Linked DNA regions of Homo sapiens: region 1 is linked to region 2. The links are chromatin contacts, found by Hi-C in ENCODE. All regions are on one chromosome and are shown on one strand. Each heading gives the region's core, a stretch centred on a gene start or an enhancer-like site at or near the end of the contact. The rest is flanking DNA. Distances are from core to core; before and after follow the strand shown.

Evidence for each region. Hi-C counts contacts between places; a loop is a spot of excess contacts on that map. Pooled maps may share reads with other maps.
Region 1: a map with no recorded cell type shows a loop between it and region 2 (4-fold over the local background). The contact joins two enhancer-like sites. A Hi-C loop is called at or near these places in 1 of 168 maps with a recorded cell type or tissue (OCI-LY7), 24 of 37 single-sample maps with no recorded cell type and 8 of 50 pooled maps.

What each region holds. Positions count from the first base shown.
Region 1 is chrX:1,656,212-1,661,085 of GRCh38, reverse strand. No RefSeq gene overlaps it. Among named protein-coding and RNA genes, the nearest start is that of ASMT, 44 kb to the right of the region's middle. RefSeq lists enhancers at 2,787-3,286, 3,287-3,788. Within about 2 kb of position 3,410, at least 9 of the 41 ENCODE cell types and tissues checked have a DNase peak (open chromatin) inside an H3K27ac peak, as active enhancers do; they include OCI-LY7, where a contact is called at or near this core.
Region 2 is chrX:2,518,970-2,524,155 of GRCh38, reverse strand. No RefSeq gene overlaps it. Among named protein-coding and RNA genes, the nearest start is that of ZBED1, 21 kb to the right of the region's middle. Within about 2 kb of position 2,640, at least 5 of the 41 ENCODE cell types and tissues checked have a DNase peak (open chromatin) inside an H3K27ac peak, as active enhancers do; they include OCI-LY7, where a contact is called at or near this core.

The sequences.
Region 1 (4,874 bases), core at 2,161-4,660, 860 kb after region 2:
CCCTGGGCGTCAGGACTTGATAGAACAGCCCCTCCCTTGCTCCTTGAGGTCTGGGATTTGCATCAGCCTCCCTGGCGTTTTCTTCTCATTTGACCCGCCCCCCCTTCTCAGTGACCCTCCTTTTCTCCAAGGCTCTGACGCCACGGAGCAAGAAGTCAGTTCGCCGCCTGTACACTGACCTATGTAGGCAGATATTATTATTATTATATTATTATTACATTTTTATTATTATATTTATATTTCATTTTACTTTATTTTACTTTTTATCTTATTTTATTTTAGAGACAGAGGCTCGTTGTGTTGCCCAGGCTGTAGCGCAATGGTGCAATCTCGGCTCACTGCAACCCCCAACTCCCGGGTTCAAGCGATTCTCCTGACTCAGCCTCCTGAGTAGCGGGGATTACAGGCATGCGCCACCAACCCTGGCTAATTCTTGTATTTTTCAGTGGAGATGCGGTTTCTCCATGTAGGCCAGTCTGGTCTCGAACTCCTGACCTCAAGCGATCCGCCCGCCTCGGCCCCCCAAAGTGCTAGGATTACAGGCTTAAGGGTCATTTTTAAGAAGACTCCTTGTTCAAAGAAGTCTGCTGAGCAGTGAGTTTGTGCTAAAACAGCTTGCGAAGCTCGGAGAGGAGACTGTTCGCATTCCCGAACTCGTGTTGGGTCACACACGCCGCTGTTGGGAAGACAATGGCACCTGCCGCTCAGACCCATCGAGGCCGGACAGGGGTTTTATCAAGGTCAGCCCCAGGTCGCTTCCCGTCTGTAAATGGAGTCTCGTGGTGCCCGAGGTCGGGGGTGGCGATGCCCGGAGATCGTGCAACGGCTCCTGGGAGGTAGGAAGATCTCTGGTGCCGTCCGGGTGCACTCTGGGTGTGAGCACTAACCAGCGAGCCCCCTGGCCTGCAGAGACGGCCTTTCCTCCACACTCAGGTCACCTGTGAGGAATGTACCTATGGCCCAAGAAGCCGAGATGGCCCAGAGCGCAGGGCTCTCTCGGGGCAGGTTGTGCTTTTTCACACCTCGGACGCTGCCCTGCTGTTCCCTCCGCTACCACATCCACCCAGGGCTGAACGCACCAGGCTCGTTGCCACCAGGCCTCACCTGGGACCACACAGAGAGTGTCTGCCTGTGCCCCTCCTCTCACACACACAAATCAGCATGTGCCTATACACATACGCACTTGCACATACACGCACACACATAGATGCACACATGCAGACACACGTATACACACATGTGCAAATGCTCACATTCACATACACAAATACAAATACAAATGCATACAGACACTAACAGGCATACACACTCATACATATCCATATCTACACACACCCAAATATACACATGCACAAACACATACACACAAATGCATACAGACACCAGCATACACGTGCATACATATCCATATGTACACACACAAAGGCACACATGCACATATGCACACATACACACAAATGCATACAGACACTAATATACATGCTCATACATATCCATATCTACACACGCAAATATACACATGCACATACACACAAATGCATACAGACATTAATATACACGCTCATCCATATCCATATCTACACACACAAATGCACACATGCACATATGCACAAATGCATACACAAACAACTGCACACACACTAGCATGCATATACACACACATGCACACACACAGACACCCAAATATACACATGCAGAAACACACTCATGTGCAAATACATAATACACTTACACAGACATAAATACACAAATATAAACACACACATTCACATGCATACACAAAGAGGCAAACACACACAGACAGCCATACATATACAAACACACATCCACAAAGACACACACATATGTACAGACACAAACATAATCACAAGCAAAGATAACACACAAACACATACACAGACACACGCAGAAACACACACGCATACACACATTCCTGAAGCTCTCCACCTCTACCAGCCACACAACCATATGCACACACATACACATTTCTTAGTTAAGAAAAATAGACCGGGCGCGGTGGCTCACGCCTGTTATCCCAGCACTTTGGGAGGCTGAGGTGGGCGGATCACGAGGTCAGGAGTTCGAGACCATCCTGGCTAACACAGTGAAACCCCGTCTCTACTAAAAATACAAAAAATTAGCCAGGCGTGGTGGCTCATGCCTGTAATCCCAGCACTTTGGGAGGCCGAGGCGGGGAGATCGCGAGGTCAGGAGATCGAGACCATCCTGGCTAACACAGTGAAACCCCGTCTCTACTAAAAATACAAAAAATTAGCCGGGCGTGGTGGCGGGCGCCTGTAGTCCCAGCTATTCGGGAGGCTGAGGCAGGAGAATGGCGTGAACCCGGGAGGCGGAGCTTGCAGTGAGCTGAGATCGCCCCACTGCACTCCAGCCTGGGCGACAGAGTGAGATTCTGTCTCAAAAAAAAAAAAAAAAAGAAAGAAAGAAAGAAAAATAGAAAAACACATCTTTAGAAACTATCACCTGCAAACTGCAAAACAAACAAACAAACAAACAAACAAAAAAGTGTGCTGGGGCTTGGATACCACAACTGACAACCTAAATTATTGAGGTAGCAAACTGCCTAGAAGAGGTAGACATTTGCGGCCCTGAAATCAGGACCCGGCGGTGAGAGACACCGCCTGCGTTGTTTTTACAGTTTTATTAGCCACATCCCTCAGGGAATCTCACCGCAGGTCTCAGGAGCTCTCTCTAATCTTGTTAACCTTCTGCGCCTCTCCTCCCGGAGTACAAACTAATCTTTCTTAATGCAAGAGGACAGGGCAGCTTTGGAAAGGCCGTCACCAGACAGCCAGCGTTCCCCATCCTCACAACTGGACCTTGGAGAGCTTTGGTGTATGGAAACCGGCTCCCCTGGAGGGGGGAGGTGAAACGTTGAAACCCTGACAGACGGTGTCACTGAGCTTAGAGCTCATGTTTCTAGAAAAGGCAACAGATGCAGTGTCTGATGACGAAGCTTAATTTGGGATGTGCTGAGCAGGAATTATTTAAACCAATCCGTTGATGAATTTGTCTTTAAGGAATATGTCCTTTCTCTCGTGAGTCACTCAGGCTCCTGGACACCTGCCTGCCAGCCCTCACTGAATCTCCCCAGAGGCTCTTCATGTCTGCTGCCTGACAATTTTCTCCAGAGTGTACAAAAGCAAAGGAGAGAGCTCCCCTCCCAGACTGCTGGAGGGATGTGGGGACTTACCGCATGGCTGATGCTCTCAGGTTCCAGCCAGACTTAATGTCCTAAAATGCACCCAAGACAGGCAGGCCTGGGTCCAGACGGCCAGCGGGGAGGGCTGCCCGGGCTCGTCTGCAGAGCCCGGAAAAGGAGGAGGAGGTGAACAGAGGAAGGAGGAAGGGTGATGGGGCCTGCAGGGTGTGATATGACGTGAGTTATCACCTCCCTTTGTGCTGCTGCTGTTTCTTACTGTGGGAAAATACCCATCACACACAGTTTGCCATTTTAAAAATTGCACAATGAAGAGACGATTTAGTGCACTGAGCATTTTACACAACCACCGGCCCTAGCTAGTTCCAGAACACCTTCGTAACCCAAAAAAAAACACCCCATACCCATTAAACCGTCACTCCCCAGTCTCCCTGCTCTCAGCCTTAAGCAATCACCCATCTGCTCTCTGACTCTGCAAGCAGTCTTATTCTAGACACTTCATGCAAATGATATTGTGCCATTTTGCACTTTTGTGCCTGGGTGTTTTTTGTTGTGGTGGTGGTGGTGGTTGTTTTGTTGTTTTTGTTTTCACTCCGTTACTTCTACACCAAACTAATACATGATGTATTCAGTCAGAGGCTATCAAGGACTCAAAAGAATACAACCTTTTCTCTTTTTTTTGAGATGGAGTCTCACTCTGTCACCCACGCTGGAGTGCAGTGGCGTGATCTCGGCTCACTGCAACCTCCGCCACCCGGGTTCAAGCGATTCTCCTGCCTCAGCCTCCCGAGTAGCTGGGATTACAGGTAACTGCCACCATGCCCGACTAATTTTTTTTGTATTTTTAGTAGAGATGGGGTTTCACCATGTTGGCCAGGCTGGTCTCAAACTCCCGACCTCAGGCGATCCACCCACCTCGGCCTCCCAAAGTGCTGGGATGACAGGCGTGAGCCACCACACCTGGCCCCCATTTTTATGGTTATTTCTTGATGATATGCTAAACTAGGAGTGGATTATTCATATGGACTCTTTTTAGACCATATACATTGTATTAGTCAGGGTTCCTTAGAGGAATAGAACTAATAGAAGATATATACACACACACGCACACACACACACACATATATATGTATTGTGTGTGTATATATATGTGTGTGTGTATATGTGTGTATATATGTGTGTATGTGTGTATATATGCGTATACACACGTGTATATATGCGTGTACACACGTGTATATATGTGTGTACACACGTGTATATATGCGTGTACACACGTATATATGCGTATACACACGTGTATATATGCGTATATGCACATATGTGTACATGCACATATGTGTGTATACACATGTGCATATACACATATATGTGTATACATGTATATATACACATGTGTGTGTATACACGTGTATATATGTGTGTATATATACACGTGTATATATACACACATATACGTACATATATATGTGTGTGTGCGTGTGTGTGTATCTTCTATTTGTTCTATTCCTCTAAGGAACCCTGACTAATACAATCTATATGGTCTAGAAAGAGTCCACATGAATTATATATATATGAAGGGGAGTTTATTAAGGAGAATTAACTCACAGAGTCACAAGGTGAGGTCCCACCATAGGTCATCTACAAGCTGAGGAGGCAGGAAGCCAGTCTGAGTCCCAAGGATTAAGAACTTGGA
Region 2 (5,186 bases), core at 1,391-3,890:
GAGAGGGAGCTTCCAGGTCACAGGTAGGTGGGAAACATATGGTTGCTTCTTTTGAGTTTCTGATTAGCCTCTCCAAAGGAGGCAATTAGAATATGCGTCTATCTCAGTAAGCAGAGGGGTGACCTTGAATAAAATGAGAGGCCGATTTGCCCTGGGCACTTCCCAGCTTGTCGGGGCCCGGGTTAGTTTCCTTTCACAGGCCCCACAGTTCCACAGGGTGTTTAGTTATTACTTCTACCTGGGTTCCCTCTTGGCTGGGACAGTTTTCCAGACGTTTCTTGATTCAGATGAATGACCTGGACAGCTTTGAAAAGCACTGGGCAAGCCTTTTGACGGAAGTCCTTTTATTGGGATTTTTCTCATGTTTTCTTTCTTTTTCTTTGAGATGGAGTCTCACTCTGTCGCCTAGGTTGGAGTGCAGTGGCGCAGTCTCGGCTGACTGCAACCTCTGCCTCCCGCGTTCACGCCATTCTCCTGCCTCAGCCTCCTGAGTAGCTGGGACTACAGGTGCCCGCCACCATGCCCACAGCTGATTTTTTTAATTTTAATTTTTTAATTATTACAGGAGTGAGCCACCGCCCCTGGCCTTTTCTGATGTTTTCTTCATGATTAGATGGGGTTTGGGGGCCGGGCGTGGGGGCTGACCCTTATAATCCCAGCACTTTGGGAGGCCGAGGCGGGCAGATCACGAAGTCAGGAGATCGAGACCAGTCTGACAAACATGGTGAAACCCCATCTGTACTAAAAATACAAAAATTAGCCAGGTATGGTGGTGCCCACCTGTAATCCCAGCTACTCGGGAGGCTGAGGCAGGACAATCGCTTGAACACAGGAGGCAGAGGTTGCAGTGAGCCGAGATCATGCCACTGCACTCCAGCCTGGGCGACAGAGTGAGACTCCATCTCAAAAAAAAAAAAAAAAAAAAAAAAAGATGCGGGTTGTGGGTTTTTTGGGGGAACGACCACAAGTTGGACAGGCCCTTCTCGTCATATCCTAACAAGGGTACACACTCTCACAACCACAAGACTTCTCACAGTGCATGTTGACCTCAGTTATCTGGTCGAGATGGTGTTTGTCAGCTTTCTTCACTAAAAAATTATCCTTCCCCCGGCCTCTTTCCCATGCTGTACATTTTAGGAGAAAATCATTATGTCCTACACACACTTAAGAAACGCGTCAGTAGATTTTTGAAAACGAAACACTTCTAAGTGATTTAATTTCCTTATTGAAACAGTGGATAATAGGTTTCTGGTGTTATTACGGTGGAGAAAATATCCAATATTGAGTATGAGAAGGCTTAACAATGAGCAAACTTCTGTGTAATAATAATAATCGCATTTTGTGGGGTTTTTTGTTTTCTTTTGTTTTGTTTTAGCTTTTGTTTTTGAGATGCAGTCTTGCTTTGTTGCCCAGGCTGGAGGGCAGTGGTATGATTTCAGCTCACTGCAACCTCCGTGTCCTGGGTTCAAGCGATTCTCCTGCCTCAGCCTACCAAGTAGCTGGGACTACAAGTGCACGCCACCATGCCCGGCTAATTTTGGTATTTTTAGTAGAGACAGGGTCTCACCATATTGGCTAGGCTGCTCTTGAACCTTGGCCTCAAGTGATCCCCCCACCTTGGCCTCCCAGAGTGTTGGGATTACAGGTGTGAGCCACTGCGCCCGGCACATTTTGTTTTTAATAGTAAAATAATCACAAGTGTAATTCGACCAATTTTTAAAGTGAAGCATTGAAATGTATCGCACATCACAAAAATCACATTTAGTATTTATTGAGCACTTACTGCATACAATCATTATGACCGATATTTTATATAATATTACTTATGTAATTTTAAAAACCTCACATTTAGAATGTGAGATTTCTCTCAAATCATCTCACTTCAAAGGCCTCGCCATACCAGGAGCTAAGTCATAAGACATGACGTAATGTTTTCATGACAGATGAAAGTGCTGAGACTCGAATTCTGAGGCCAAAGCCTTCTCTTGCTTGACCACTTGAAACTTGAATCCTTTTTTTTCTCCTTTTTTTTTTTTTTTTTTGAAATAGAATCTCACCCTGTCACCCAGGCTAGAGTGCAGTGGCACGATCTTGGCTTCCTGCAACCTCCACCTCTTGGGTTCAAGTGATTCTTCTGCCTCAGCCTCTGAAGTAGCTGAGATTACAGGCATGCACCAGCATGCCCGGCTAATTTTTGTATTTTTAGTAGAGACAGAGTTTCACTATGTTGGCCAGGCTGGCCTCGAACTCCTGACCTCAGGTCATCTGCCCACCTCAGCCTCCCAAAATACTGAGATTACAGGCATAAGCCACTGTGCCTGGCAAATCTGAATCCTTAAAGTTGCTCTTAATTCTCGACTCTCACTTCCAGTCGTTGAAGAATAGTGTGTATTGGACAGAACGTCCCGGAGATCACAAGGATAAACTCTGGATGAAGCCTTTTAAAAAACGATGTGAAGACCCTTGGCCCCAAACAGGCAGAAATGTGGGCAGAGGAACTCTCTGACAAATGGGGAACTGCCCTGTGAAGATTAGCATTTGCACGTCCTTTCTGCAGGGGGCTTCCCAAAGTCGCTTAATTCTGGGGAAGTGAGAACTTCTGCAGGTTTACTAGCCTGAAGAGTCACGAGAGAGCTGGCAGCTGCCAGAGACCCTGCAACACGAGGAGGAAATGTTTAAAAGGGGAATATGCAACGGTTTAAGGGAACTCCAAGTCTGGATTTGAACGCTGCCCAAATATTTGGTCATCTGGATTATGCATGTGTGGGGAGACCTCAGAGAACCAAGAGGAATCCATCAGTGTGATGTTGAAAGAACTGAGCAGATATTTAAACTCCTGCCCACTTCAGCAAACACAAAGATTAAAGTGTATATCCAGCGAAGCTAACTGTCTGATAGACTCTTCTATAGAGGAATAGACTCTTTCTATAAAGGAAAATACCTGACTGCACCACAACGTATCATCCTCAATGTCCATGATAAAATTGTTTTTTTAAAAAACAGACACGTAGGAACAGGAAAAGTAAATACCCAATGTTAATATTCATGTTCAGAGCTCTTAGCACGGTTTTGACACATTCAGGCAGAATACGTCCACCGTGATTCCTCTTACTCTCTTAGAAAAAACAATCAGAGGCCACATAATTACGAAGACTTTTCTGGTACACACAGTAAAACCAGAGGTCAAGAGTCTCTGGAAAAGAGGGCAAAGCAAGCATTTAAGCTTGGTGATAATAATGATGATGGTGATGGTGATAATGAAGATGGTGATGATGATGGTGACGATGAGGATGATGGTGATGATGATGGTGACAGTGGTGATGGTGATGGTGAGGATGATGATGGTGATGATGGCGACAGCGATGATGATGGCGAGGATGATGATGGTGATGATTATGGCGAGAGTGATGATGGTGAGGATGGTGATGATGATGGTGAGGATGATGATGATGTGTATGAGGATGATGGCAGTGATGATGTTGGTGAGGATGATGACGGTGATGATGATGGTGAGGATGATGATGGTGAGGATGATGATGGTGAGGATGATGGTGAGGATGATGATGATGTGTATGAGGATGATGGCGGTGATGATGACGGTGATGATGATGGTGATGATGATGGTGAGGATGATGATGGTGAGGATGGTGATGGTGATGATGGTGAGGATGATGATGGTGAGGATGATGATGGTGATGATGATGGTGAGGATGATGATGGTGATGGTGAGGATGATGATGGTGAGGATGATGATGGTGAGGATGATGATGGTGATGATGATGGTGAGGATGATGATGGTGATGATGATGGTGAGGATGATGATGGTGATGATGATGGTGATGATGATGATGGTGAGGATGATGATGGTGATGATGATGGTGAGGATGATGATGGTGAGGATGATGATGGTGAGGATGATGGTGAGGATGATGATGGTGAGGATGATGATGGTGAGGATGATGATGGTGATGATGATGGTGAGGATGATGATGGTGAGGATGATGATGGTGAGGATGATGATGGTGAGGATGATGGTGAGGATGATGATGGTGATGATGATGGTGAGGATGATGATGGTGATGATGATGGTGATGATGATGGTGAGGATGATGATGGTGAGGATGATGATGGTGACAGTGAGGATGATGGTGAGGATGGTGATGATGATGGTGAGGATGATGATGGTGACAGTGAGGATGATGGCGATGATGGTGATGATGATGGTGAGGATGATGATCATGGTGATGATGGTGAGGATGATAATGGTGATGGTGATGATGGTGATGATGATGGTGAGGATGATGATGATGGTGAGGATGGTGAGGATGATAATGGTGATGGTGATGATGGTGATGATGATGGTGAGGATGATGACGATGGTGATGGTGATGATGGTGATGATGATGGTGAGGATGATGATGATGGTGAGGATGATGATGATGAGGGTGATGATGATGGTGACAGTGAGGATGATGATGATGATGGTGATGACAGTGACGATGATGAAGAATGTTGTTGGTAATTACAGACTTCCTGAGCTACCAACTTGGACATCTGTACAACGATACAAATTTTGAGGAAAACTGTCAGACATTTTCTCATCAGGAAAAAATTTTCTTTCTGTATTAGTTTGTTCTCACATTGCTATAAAGAACTACCTGAGACTGGGTATTTCATAAAGAAAGGAGGTTTAATTGAGTCACAGATTCACAGGCTGTACAGTAAGCATGGCTGTGGAGGCCTCACAGTTCTGCCGGCTGTACATGCTTCTGCTCCTGGGGAGGCCTCAGCAAACTTACAGTCGTGGTGAAGGGAAAGGTGAAGCGCACACATCTTCACATGGTGGAGCAGGAGAGAGAGAGTGAAGGAGAAGGTGCCACACACTTTTAAACAACCAGATCTCCTGAGAACTCTATCACGAGGCCGGGTGCGGTGGCTCACGCCTCTAATCCCAGCACTTTGGGAGGCTGAGGCAGGGGGATCACTTGAGGTCAGGAGTTCAAGATCAGCCTGACCAACATGGTGAAACCCCATCTCTACTAAAAATAGAAAAATTAGCCAGGCTTGGTGGCAGGCGCCTGTAATCCCAGCTACTCTGGACACTGAGGCAGGAGAATCGCTTGAACCCAGGAGTCAGAGGTTTCAGTGAGTGGAGATTGTGCCATTGTACTCCAGCCTGGGCTACA